Linked DNA regions of Homo sapiens: region 2 is linked to region 1. The links are chromatin contacts, found by Hi-C or POLR2A ChIA-PET in ENCODE. All regions are on one chromosome and are shown on one strand. Each heading gives the region's core, a stretch centred on a gene start or an enhancer-like site at or near the end of the contact. The rest is flanking DNA. Distances are from core to core; before and after follow the strand shown.

The links. Hi-C counts contacts between places; a loop is a spot of excess contacts on that map. ChIA-PET counts read pairs that join two places held with the same protein, here RNA polymerase II (POLR2A). Pooled maps may share reads with other maps.
Region 2: a map of OCI-LY7 shows a loop between it and region 1 (11-fold over the local background). The contact joins two enhancer-like sites. A Hi-C loop is called at or near these places in 5 of 168 maps with a recorded cell type or tissue (Caco-2, HCT116, K562 and 1 more), 4 of 37 single-sample maps with no recorded cell type and 11 of 50 pooled maps. POLR2A ChIA-PET finds 5 or more read pairs at or near these places in 2 of 52 experiments (GM12878 and activated CD4-positive, alpha-beta T cell).

What each region holds. Positions count from the first base shown.
Region 1 is chr5:55,929,760-55,934,954 of GRCh38, reverse strand. No RefSeq gene overlaps it. Among named protein-coding and RNA genes, the nearest start is that of IL6ST, 63 kb to the left of the region's middle. Within about 2 kb of position 1,366, at least 4 of the 41 ENCODE cell types and tissues checked have a DNase peak (open chromatin) inside an H3K27ac peak, as active enhancers do.
Region 2 is chr5:56,069,646-56,074,768 of GRCh38, reverse strand. No RefSeq gene overlaps it. Among named protein-coding and RNA genes, the nearest start is that of IL6ST-DT, 77 kb to the right of the region's middle. RefSeq lists an enhancer at 300-801. Within about 2 kb of position 3,413, at least 3 of the 41 ENCODE cell types and tissues checked have a DNase peak (open chromatin) inside an H3K27ac peak, as active enhancers do.

The DNA.
Region 1 (5,195 bases), core at 117-2,616:
GACCAGCCTGTTGATTAGAAATCTAATACCTCAGTCCAGGCCTACTTTCCTAGAACAATCTTCACTTAGTAACAGGTCCAAGACACAACTATTAAGTATACATCTGGGTCCCTTCCCCGTAGGAAAAGGTTTTCCCTGCAGTCTTGCCTGTAGTCAGAAGCAGCCTGTTGACTAATGATAGCTTTTAAATGAATTTATAGAAAATTCTTGGAAATAGGCTCTATAAGCTTTATGAGAGGGATAATGCTTTTAAAGGAATGGCATGAAGGGGAATATTTAAATAAAAAGGCACTGAGATTCTGACAATAGAAACCATAATTCTGCATAAGCGTTCTGAGAATGAAAAGTCAGCCACTCTTCAGGTCAAAGTCAGTGTGGATTTTGCCAGTTGTTCAATCTAGACATACGAACACCAGGGCTACCCAGCCAGCATCAGTGCCTAGGAAAGGACCTCCAAGAAACTTTTAACTGCCACGGTCAGAATCGAGACTAGACATTGCTGCTGGGGGTGAGGGGCCGCTCCTCTTCAAATGAACCGGCAGACCTTTCTGATCACCTGCTGGGGGCCACATGCCGGAGCAGGGTGTCCAAAGGTGAGCAAATATATGCCATCTATGAAGTGTTTACTGTGGGTTATGAAATCCTAGAAACTTATGAGGTAAATACCAGCACCATTTACAAATGCAGCCTCCAAGAGGTTGAATAACTTGCCCGGGGTCATGTGGTTGACAAACAGTGGAGTTCCAACTCCAACCTGATCCAAAGTCCGCATTCTTTGATGTGTACACCAATTGTACCCAACCACTTAAGCAAAATTCTTGATGACGTCATGCCCAGGCTAGCTTAAGGAGAATGCACACCTGCTTCCCAGGCCCTTCAAACTCTTCTGAGTTTCTCTTCCCCTCATCTCCCTCCCCACCACCCTTATTTGTGAATATGGGGCACCTTGTGCCCTCAAGCAGCCCCCTGCAATTGCCTACCTTGAAGTGTCCTAACTGAGCCTCGAGCCCAGAGCAGTACTTCTCCTTATGCCCTCAAGGTTTACTCCGAGGCTGGCTCCCCACCCCTACTAGCACATACATTTGCTCTGACCCTATAGAGCAACCCCTGCAAAAGAGGTCAATGTGTCCCACTTTCCTGAGAATGCACCCTCACACGACCCCTGGAGTCTCATTCTTTTGGCCAAAGAAAGACTCCTCTAATGGTGGAATCTAGCCCATGGCAACTAGTGACAGGAGGATCTCCGGCAGGGGCTTTTCCTGGGTGCTCAGACCACGGTCCTACCCCAGGTGGTTCTGTCCACAGACTTCCCCGGGCCCGCTGCCTAGCGCGAGCACCCGTTCCAGCCTGCCTCACCTTCACGGTGCCGCCAGCCACTCCTCTCCATCTCCTGCCACTCCCAGAGGGGCTGCCTGCTGCTGCCCCGCTGTGCTGACCTCATTCCCCACATTTGCTTTCTGTCCTTTTGGGGCCTCGCTGGACCTTTCCAACCCCCCAGCTGCACACTTTATAGTTTCCAGAACATACTGAGTTTCTTCTAACCTAGCCCATGCACATGATTTCCTCCCCTAGAATGTTCTCCAGTCCCCAGTCCCTGTTAAGCTGGGAAATTCTTACTGGTTCACCAAAAATCAACTCAAATAGATACCCTCTTGAGGGAAATCTTCCATTCTTCTCTCTCCTTCCCCCTGAGTTAAGGGCCTTCTATATCCTGGCACCTACTGCTGGGCCTCTGGAGAGAGGGCCCCAGCTCAGTCCTCTCCTGGCCCAGCATAGTGCTCGGTGTTTGGCAGAGCTTGCTTATATGAACAGGTAAGTGGGTGAATAAACAAGTTATTTTTAATTTTAAAAAATGTTTAAAATGTGTCTCAGGTTTCTTCTAATCCAGAGTTGCACAGTGCCATAGGCAGTCAGGAATCTGCCTCCTTCGCATCTCAAACCTGGGATCATTTCCTGATTCCCATCCCACCCTGGCTACAGGCAAGAGCTTCCCCCAACCAAGAGAGAGAGAGTCTTGCTCTGTTGCCCAGGCTCAAGCAATCCTCCCACCTCAGCCTCTCAAGTAGCTCAGACTACAGGCAGCACTGCCATGCCCGGCTAATTTTTCTTTTTTCTTTTTTGTAGACACGGGCTCACTTTGTTGGCCAGGCTGGTCTCAAATGCCTGGCTTCAAGCTATCTTCCATCCTTGGCCTTCCAAAGTGCTGTGATTACATCTCTGAACCACCGTGCCTTGGCAAGAGCTTTCATTTGAAGCAAAATATATACTCAATCCAAAAGCAAAAATTTAGAGAAAATTAAAGTCAGATGGATCCTTATTAAATCATTTTATCCAAACTCCTCATCCTGGACGAGGAAAATGAGGTCCAGAGAAGAGGGGCCAGCAAACTTTCCAACAGCACAGGAGAAAACGCTGGGTTTGTGGGTTATAAAAGGACGGCCCTGCCCTTTGGGAAGTTACTGTCTAGTGAGGAAGACGGAGTGAACCAGGATCAGGCTCCGCCTTAAGAACACATCAGAAAGTGCAAGTAGGCTCAGGCCCTACAAACCAGGCTACGACCAACCCCTGGCCAAACACCAGGCAGCTCCCAGTATAAAACAATCCCCCAATTCCTCAACGAGAAGATCCCAAGAAAAGTTTTTGGACAGCTTAACTGTGTGAGCTTTACAGATGTTGATTAAATAGTCAGATGTCTGCCTATGATCCATATTTTAAATAAGATGATGTGGAACAATGCAGAAATATAGAATTGATTTTGTTCACTCGTACTTTATGAAGATAGTTCCATGCAACTCTTCACTTGCAATTGGACACTGAGGTCCTTCCTCGTCATTACCAGATCCCCTTTGTGAATCATAGGCACAGGTTTTGGGAGCTCGTTCCTAACATTTCCATCTAGTTGTGTGAGAGACAGCAGACAATGCTGTCGTGGAAAACAGTATTCAAGCCTTAAGTATCCACTTTTATCTTAAGAGACTTTCCCCCCATCCCAGTAATGTAACCTGTTACCATTTTGCTTTTTAAAATGGTCTTTAAAAAACTTTACACTGAAATCTAACCTAGTTAATATTGAGATCATATCCCAGGAATAATGACTAAATCCCTTGTCTCCTTTTATGCCAGTTCCTTCTGGTGATCTCCGTGTGATTCTCAAAATTAAAAATTAACATTGGATGAGGTCATTTTAGTGAATGGGTCTTTCGCAAACAGAACTTTTGTGTTTAAATAACGAAGAGAGGCCAAGCACAGAGGCTCACGCCTGTAATCCCAGCACTTTCGGAGGCCAAAGTGGGCAGATCACTTGAGGTCAGGAATTTGAGACCAGCCTGGCCAACATGGTGAAACCCCGTCTCTACTAAAAATACAAGAATTAGCCTGGCGTGGTGGTGCGGCACCTGTAATCCCAGCTACTTGGGTGCCTGAGGCAGGAGAATCACTTGAACCCGGGAGGCGGAGGCTGCAGTGAGCCAAGGTCATGCCACTGCACTCCAGCCTGGGTGACAGGGCGAGAATCTGTCTCAGAAAAATAATAAATAAATAAATAAGAAGAGAGAAACTGTGATATGAGAAACTTTGTAAGTACTTTACTAAAGCACTCCCTCTTTTTTGGGGAAAGATTTTTCAGAAAACATTTTATGTTCGGGCAAAAAGCTGTGCTCATCGGGATGCCTTCCTGGAGGAAAAGCATCTTCTGTAGAATTTTGTCGTGCAGGCATGAGCTGGTGACCAGGAGAGCCAGCAGTGTGCACAAACTGTTTTCAAATCAATGTTGCCTCAGTTCTCTGGGTCAGACTAAACTATAATTCTTATTGTTACAATGAGACTTGTATTTCAGGACTGGCCGGAAGAATTTTTGTTGACCCCTCTGAGCAACATCTAGATATTCCCTGCCCTCTTTCCAGCCCTTTGCCAAAGATGTGACTTCAAGCAAGGAGGACCCCTCAGTCCTCATATCTCCATCAGCCCCAGCAGGGACACAGATGGATTTATCTACAACCCATGCTCAAGTGCTCGTGGGGAGGTAATCTTACACTTTTTCTACTCCCAGGACAGAAAGGAATGCCCAAGGTGGCACCTAATCATACACCTCTGACCTTGAGGCAGGTTCAAAAGAGACGTCTAATCACCACCGTGTTTTTGAAACACAATCTCATGCTGTGGCCCAGGCTGGAGTGCAGTTATGCGCTCTTAGGTAACTGCAACCTCGAATTCATGGGCTGGAGCAATCCTCCTGCCTCAGCCCCCAAAGCAACTGGGATGACAGACGTGTGCCACCAGACCTGGCTAATTTTTTAAAAAAAGTTTTGTAGGGATGGAGTGTCACTATGTTGCCCAGGCTAGCCTCAACATCCTGGCCTCAAGTGATGCTCCTGCCTTGGCCTCCCAAAGTGCTGAGATTACAGTTGTGAGCCACTGTGCCAGTCCAACCACAACATTTTTACTACATTTAAGGCAACATCAAACAGGTTTCTGTCTTCTCCAATAGAGTCATGTGTGAATGTAAGCCAGCCCCATTTCCAAACAAGGAGGCTTTCTTCGTGCAGATAATTCTGCAGGTGTCAGATTTTCTACTGATTCCATGCTAAATGAAAGGTCACAATCTGGTGATGTCAAAGGGCCTCCCGTAGCAGAGAGAAGAGTAAGAAACACAGTGGGTGAGATAAGAGAGGTACCCAGGGCACACAGTCATGGGAGGTACTTGGTGCCCTTGCGTGACCCCGAAAGTGAGCACCTCCTTCTGTTGGGAGCCCTAGACTTGCCCCAGTCCAGGCCCTGCTTGGTGATGATGTCACCAGCTGGGGAGCTGGGCTTTCCGTCATTCATCCCATGAGATGGGGACTATTCTAGTTCTTTCTTGTCTTTGAGATTATTGTAACACCTACTTGAGGAATGGACAAGAGAGGGTAAGCCTGAGACAGGACACTACTCAGGAGCACTTTTCTCATCAGGGTGAAGTCTGAAGGGGGCTGAGGCCAGGAGAAAAATAGGAAAGCAAAGCCAGCTCAGGAGCAGCGCGGCCAGACGTGGCGACTGGTTAGCTGGAGGCTCCAGGGAAAGAGAGGGGCAATGAGCCTGTGAGGTGAAGGAAGGGTAGCTGCTTCCAAGCCTGGGAACATCATGTCCAAGGAGAAGCATCCTGCGGAGGGTGAGGGAGGCCTGAGGCTCCAGAAACCAGGTGGCACCTCCCCTCCTGA
Region 2 (5,123 bases), core at 2,164-4,663, 140 kb before region 1:
GCACTCCTAGGCTCAAGTGATCCTCCCACCTCGGCTTCCCAAAGTGTTGGAATTACAGGCATGAGCCACCTTGCAGCCAATGTTGTATTTTTTAAAAAGAAGCAGGGCGTGGTGGCTCACACCTGTAATCTTGGCACTTTGGGAGGCTGAGTCAGGAAGATCGCATGAAACCAGGAATTCCAGACCAGCCTGAGCAACATAGCAAGACCTCCATCTCTACAAAACATAAAAAATAACCAGGCATGGTGGCATGCCCCTGTGGTCCCAGCAGCTCAGGAGGCTGAGGTGGAAGGATCACTTGAGCCCAGGAGGTTGAGGCTGCAGTAAGCCATGATTGTACCTTGCACTCCAGACTGGGCAAGAGAGTGAGACAAGAAAGAAAGAGAGAGGCTGGGTGCGGTGGCTTACCCCCTGTAATCCCACCACTTTGGGAGGCCGAGGCAGGCAGATCACCTGAGGTCAGGAGTTCGAGACCAGCCTGACCAACATGGAGAAACCCTGTCTCTACTAAAAACACAAAATTAGCCGGGTGTGGTGGTGGACGCCTGTAATCCTAGCTACTCGGGAGGCTGAGGCAGGAGAATCGCTTGAACCTAGGAGGTGGAGGTTGCAAGATTGTGGAGCCGAGATTGTGCCATTGCACTCCAGCCTGGGTAACGAGCAAAACTCTGTCTCAAAAAAAAAAAAAAAAAAAAAAGAAAGGAAGGAAGGAAGGGAGAGAAAGAGAGAGAGAGAGAGAAATTCATCTTGAAGCAATAGAGTCACACTCAGAGACAGGTACTTAGGTACTCTGAACCCATGGAATGGAGAGCCCATCCAGCAAAGGCAGGTGCCAGCCTCCTGGTGCATACCCTGGGGCATGAGCCTTGGAGAGCAATGGCAGACAGTACCACCTCACCAAGTTGCCTTTTTCCTCTCTCACTTATTCTAGTGCACATATATTTGGTTTTTCAAAAGCTAAATATGCCAATGATGTAATTCCAGACTGAAGTTTAAAGAGTTCCATTTTCATTAGTCCATTTTCTTGTTCTATTTTGTAAGGTCTCAGTAGGATTTGTACAATTGCATTATGATTGAGCATTACAAATAGAGTCTGCTTTCTAGGAGTGGACAGCAAGGTTGAAAGAGAAGAATCTAGGAGGTTAAACTGCCAAAGAACAATACAGAAAAATTTGCAAGCAAATACCATCGTGGTTTGTGATAAGAAGTGCTAAGGCTATTCCTAGAAGTGAAATCACTGCAAACTGGGGAGAACCTTGTGAGTGAATGGGCGGGAGGTGGGAGGTTAGGGCCTCAGATCAGACCAGCATGGCAGTGTTACGCTGCCACTTACTAGCTATGTGGCTTTCTAAGTCTCAGCTTCACTTCTCTTAAATGGAGATAATAATACTTACTTACCTCCTAAGGCTATTATGAAGGTTAAATAAGATAGTGTATGTAAGTGCCTGGCACATAGTGAGCACTCAGTAAATGCTGTCATTATTCTAAACAAGGCCTTAAAGCATGAGTCAAATTTAAACAAGCAGAGGGGTGGGGACAAGAAAGTAGAGACCAGGCTTTGTGGCCATCTGGAGTGAAGATAATGCGGAGGATGTAAAGCAGTGATGCACTGGCACGGGTTCTGATCCTGGTTCTCTTATTTCCTTGTGATCTGGGGCAAGTATGCTCTGTGCTTCAGTTACCTCATCTATTAAATGAAGATGACAATATGTAGTCAATTACCACATGGGATTAAATGAGATATTATATCTTAAATGTTCAGCACAATATCTTAAAACGCACACATAAGAAACTGGTGAGCCATGGGGGACTCTGGGGAAAAAGGTTAGGGAACAAGAATGGAAAGGAGACTTATTTTATGTACATCTCACTTCATGCCCTTTAATTTCTTTTAAATGTTTTACTGGGTTTCTTCAATTTCTTTCAAATGTTTTACCAATTCAAAAAAAATTTTTAATCTCAAAAAACATATGCCAAAAAAAAAAACACAAATAGAAATCCAAGCTGGACGCGGTGGCTCATGCCTGTAATCCCAGCACTTTGGGAGGCTGAGGCGGGTGGATCGCTCAAGGTCAGGAGTTTGAGACCAGCCTGGCCAACATGGTGAAACCCTGTCTCTACTAAAAATACAAAAAAATTAGCCAGGCATGGTGGTGGGGGCGCTGTAATCCCAGCTACTTGAGAGGCTGAGGCAGAAGAATTGCTTGAAACAGGGAGGCAGAGGTTGCAGTGAGCCGAGATGGCGCCACTGCACTCCAGCCTGAGAGACTGAGGGAGACTCCATCTCAAAAAAAAAAAAAAAAAAAAAGAGAGACATCAGTACAGAGCCTAGTACATATATGGCTACAGTATACTAATCTATCCCACATGGAATAAGACCACATTCTTTCTCACCCTGCTAAAAGAGTACAGAATAATTTATAATTTCAGTAGAAAGCCAAAATCTGCCAAAGCAATATTTTGAAAAATAAGATTTGCAAAGCAAATGCTGAAATCATGTTTAGCTTCTTAAGGAAACGAAGTTTTCAAATACTTAAAGTAGTTTTAGCAGCACCTATTTAGATAAGAACAATTAATTGTCCTCATTACAATTTTTTTCCTTAAGGCATTTGAGCAATCCCAGGAGGATTTCTACTTGTTTTCTCAGCTATTTAAGTATTAAGGAGTATGCTTTAAAATAATAAATTTATATTTACCTTTAAAATTATTGTCTAGTTTACATTTTAATTCAGATCAGATCTCTTTGAGACTATTCTGACTTACTGAGAGTTCATTGTAGTTGTATGCCTCAAAACAATTAACAAGTGTTTCTTCTCCCTACGTTGGACCTGAGCTTAGTTTGCTTTCCCTTCCTTCTTTCTTTTCTTCTTGTATATTCCTCCCCATTTCTTTCCCACACAAAATTTCCTATAAAAACACATTTGTGGATAAGCTTGCTATGTTCTTATCGGCAGCTCTGTGGTCTCCAAGCAAAGATGTCAATTCTAAAATGTTTCCCCAGAGACCCATGGATCAGAAGGTTGTTAAATCAGCCCTGAGGATCCCAGGCGCTGCCTTCCAGCCCTGGATCAGAGCCCTGTCCCTACTGGGTATTCACACTTACCTGGTTCCCCAGCACATACAACCTTTTGGAGGTCTGGGAGGGAATCACTGCCAGGAAGCAGCTGCAAGGACTCAGTTACTACAAGGCACCATAGCATATTGGGGAATCTTCCTACGTTCAACTGATATTTTACTTTTAAAAAATCTGATCATTTTACATTCTGTGTTAAATGATCATCAGCGGGCCTTGCCTTTTTTCATATAAACTCAACCTATGACTCTTTCCTCCTACTACAGGAAACCTATTGTGTGGCAAATATGCCAACACTGCTTCAATCTCAGAGTAAAATTACAAGAAAAAAAGAGGAAACACCCTAAGCCTAAACCACATGCTTGAGGTTTCATTTTAAAATAGGCAGATCCTATTCTAATTTTTCTCCAAGTCACGTGCAATATTTTTCTAGAAGTACATTTTGCTTTTTACTTTTCAGGTTGGAGATTGTTTTTCCATCTGGCTTTTCTGCTTTCAACTCAGTTACAAAACTGTAGTCAACATTTTCACAGGTTGTCAATGGAAACCTGATTATGGCTCCTCATCCAAGAAGAAAAAATAAAATTGAGTTGAATAGAGGACAAGATAGTACAGAAAATGCATTCAGATTTATCAGACTTTCCCAACTTCCTGCTGTTTGCTTTACAAAACAGAGCAAATCTCACATTCCTCCCGTTTAGTCCCAAAACACTTCTAGGGAAATTCTGTCACATGACAGCCAAGGATACCCAAATTTAGAGCCCTGCATGCTGAATGGGGACACATGATCACTTTAAAAAGAATGAGACTGGGAGCTATTATTTCTTCCAGATGGATATGAAGTCATTTTCAAAGAAATAAAGGCATTGATTTATTTGGGATCTTATCAACAGCAGTTCAAAGTGTGCAGTATCAAGGAGAAGGAAGAGGCTTAGTCTTCTAGGAAATGATGATGGACTCGGTATGGGAATTGAGACGATTTTCTACATAGCCGTGAATTAATGAAACTTAAGCTTAGGTGGGGGGCCTCACTTGCACAGGCCCCCGCTAGTGCTGGGGGTTAGTTGCTGGTAGGAAAGGGATAGCAGGTTACAATCAGGAACTGTTTCTCTGTAAGCATTTCTGGTAAAGTACTTAATCTCAGAAGAAAAGGATGTAGATCTCTGTGGCTCCAGTCATTTGTTGTGATTTATTTCCTCTTTCCATATATTTATTTTCATACCATCTTTTATGTTCAGAACTGTATGTTCTTTTCCTTAAAGAGAGCGCCTAAAATTGTATAAGCTTCAGGCCTCACATAAAATCTGGCTCCACCATTATTTAAGAATGAATAATTTTAATTTCAATTTATTGCCTACTCTCAGGTCCTCATTTCCTTAATTGGTGGCTCCCATATTACATTAAAACATTTCCTTCATTCAGCCAAGCTATGGATTGAACATTTAGAGGTGTGTGTGTGTGTGTATGTGTGTGTGTGTGTTGGCAGGGAATCAGTGATATTAGGGCTTTGAAGGGAGGGCTTTCTCTTTCTACTAGAAAATAGACTGTTATATTTTTTCCTTACTAAAACATTGACATGTCCTAAACTGGCAGTATGTTTGTGGTTCTTCAAAGTTATGGACACAGACCGATACTTCAAAGAAACCACCACCTCTACCCACCCTGTCCCAGGAATTTGCCAGACCAAGAGATGCTGTTAGAAAGAGCTTGTCACTGAATCTCCTCTAAGGATATAGTTGAGCACGTTACTCAACATTTCACCCTGTCTTTTTCCCAGGGGCTCTCCAAAGAATTTTTCTAGTCTTCGTTCCAGGAATGATTGTACTTCTTTTGGGCCACTGGCCTTTTAATCTTATCAACTATGTGAATTGTATAACCAGCCACAGTTCTCACTTTGAATTGTTTGTTAGTAAGCCCAAAGTTAAATCTGCAGCCAGGTCATGCCTAGTAATTATGGTGTGTTTTTGTAGTCACATTCCTGACTCCATTTTATTCCTTTATTTCTAATTATTATTCTTGATATGTTGTTACATTTTATATATCCTTTCCT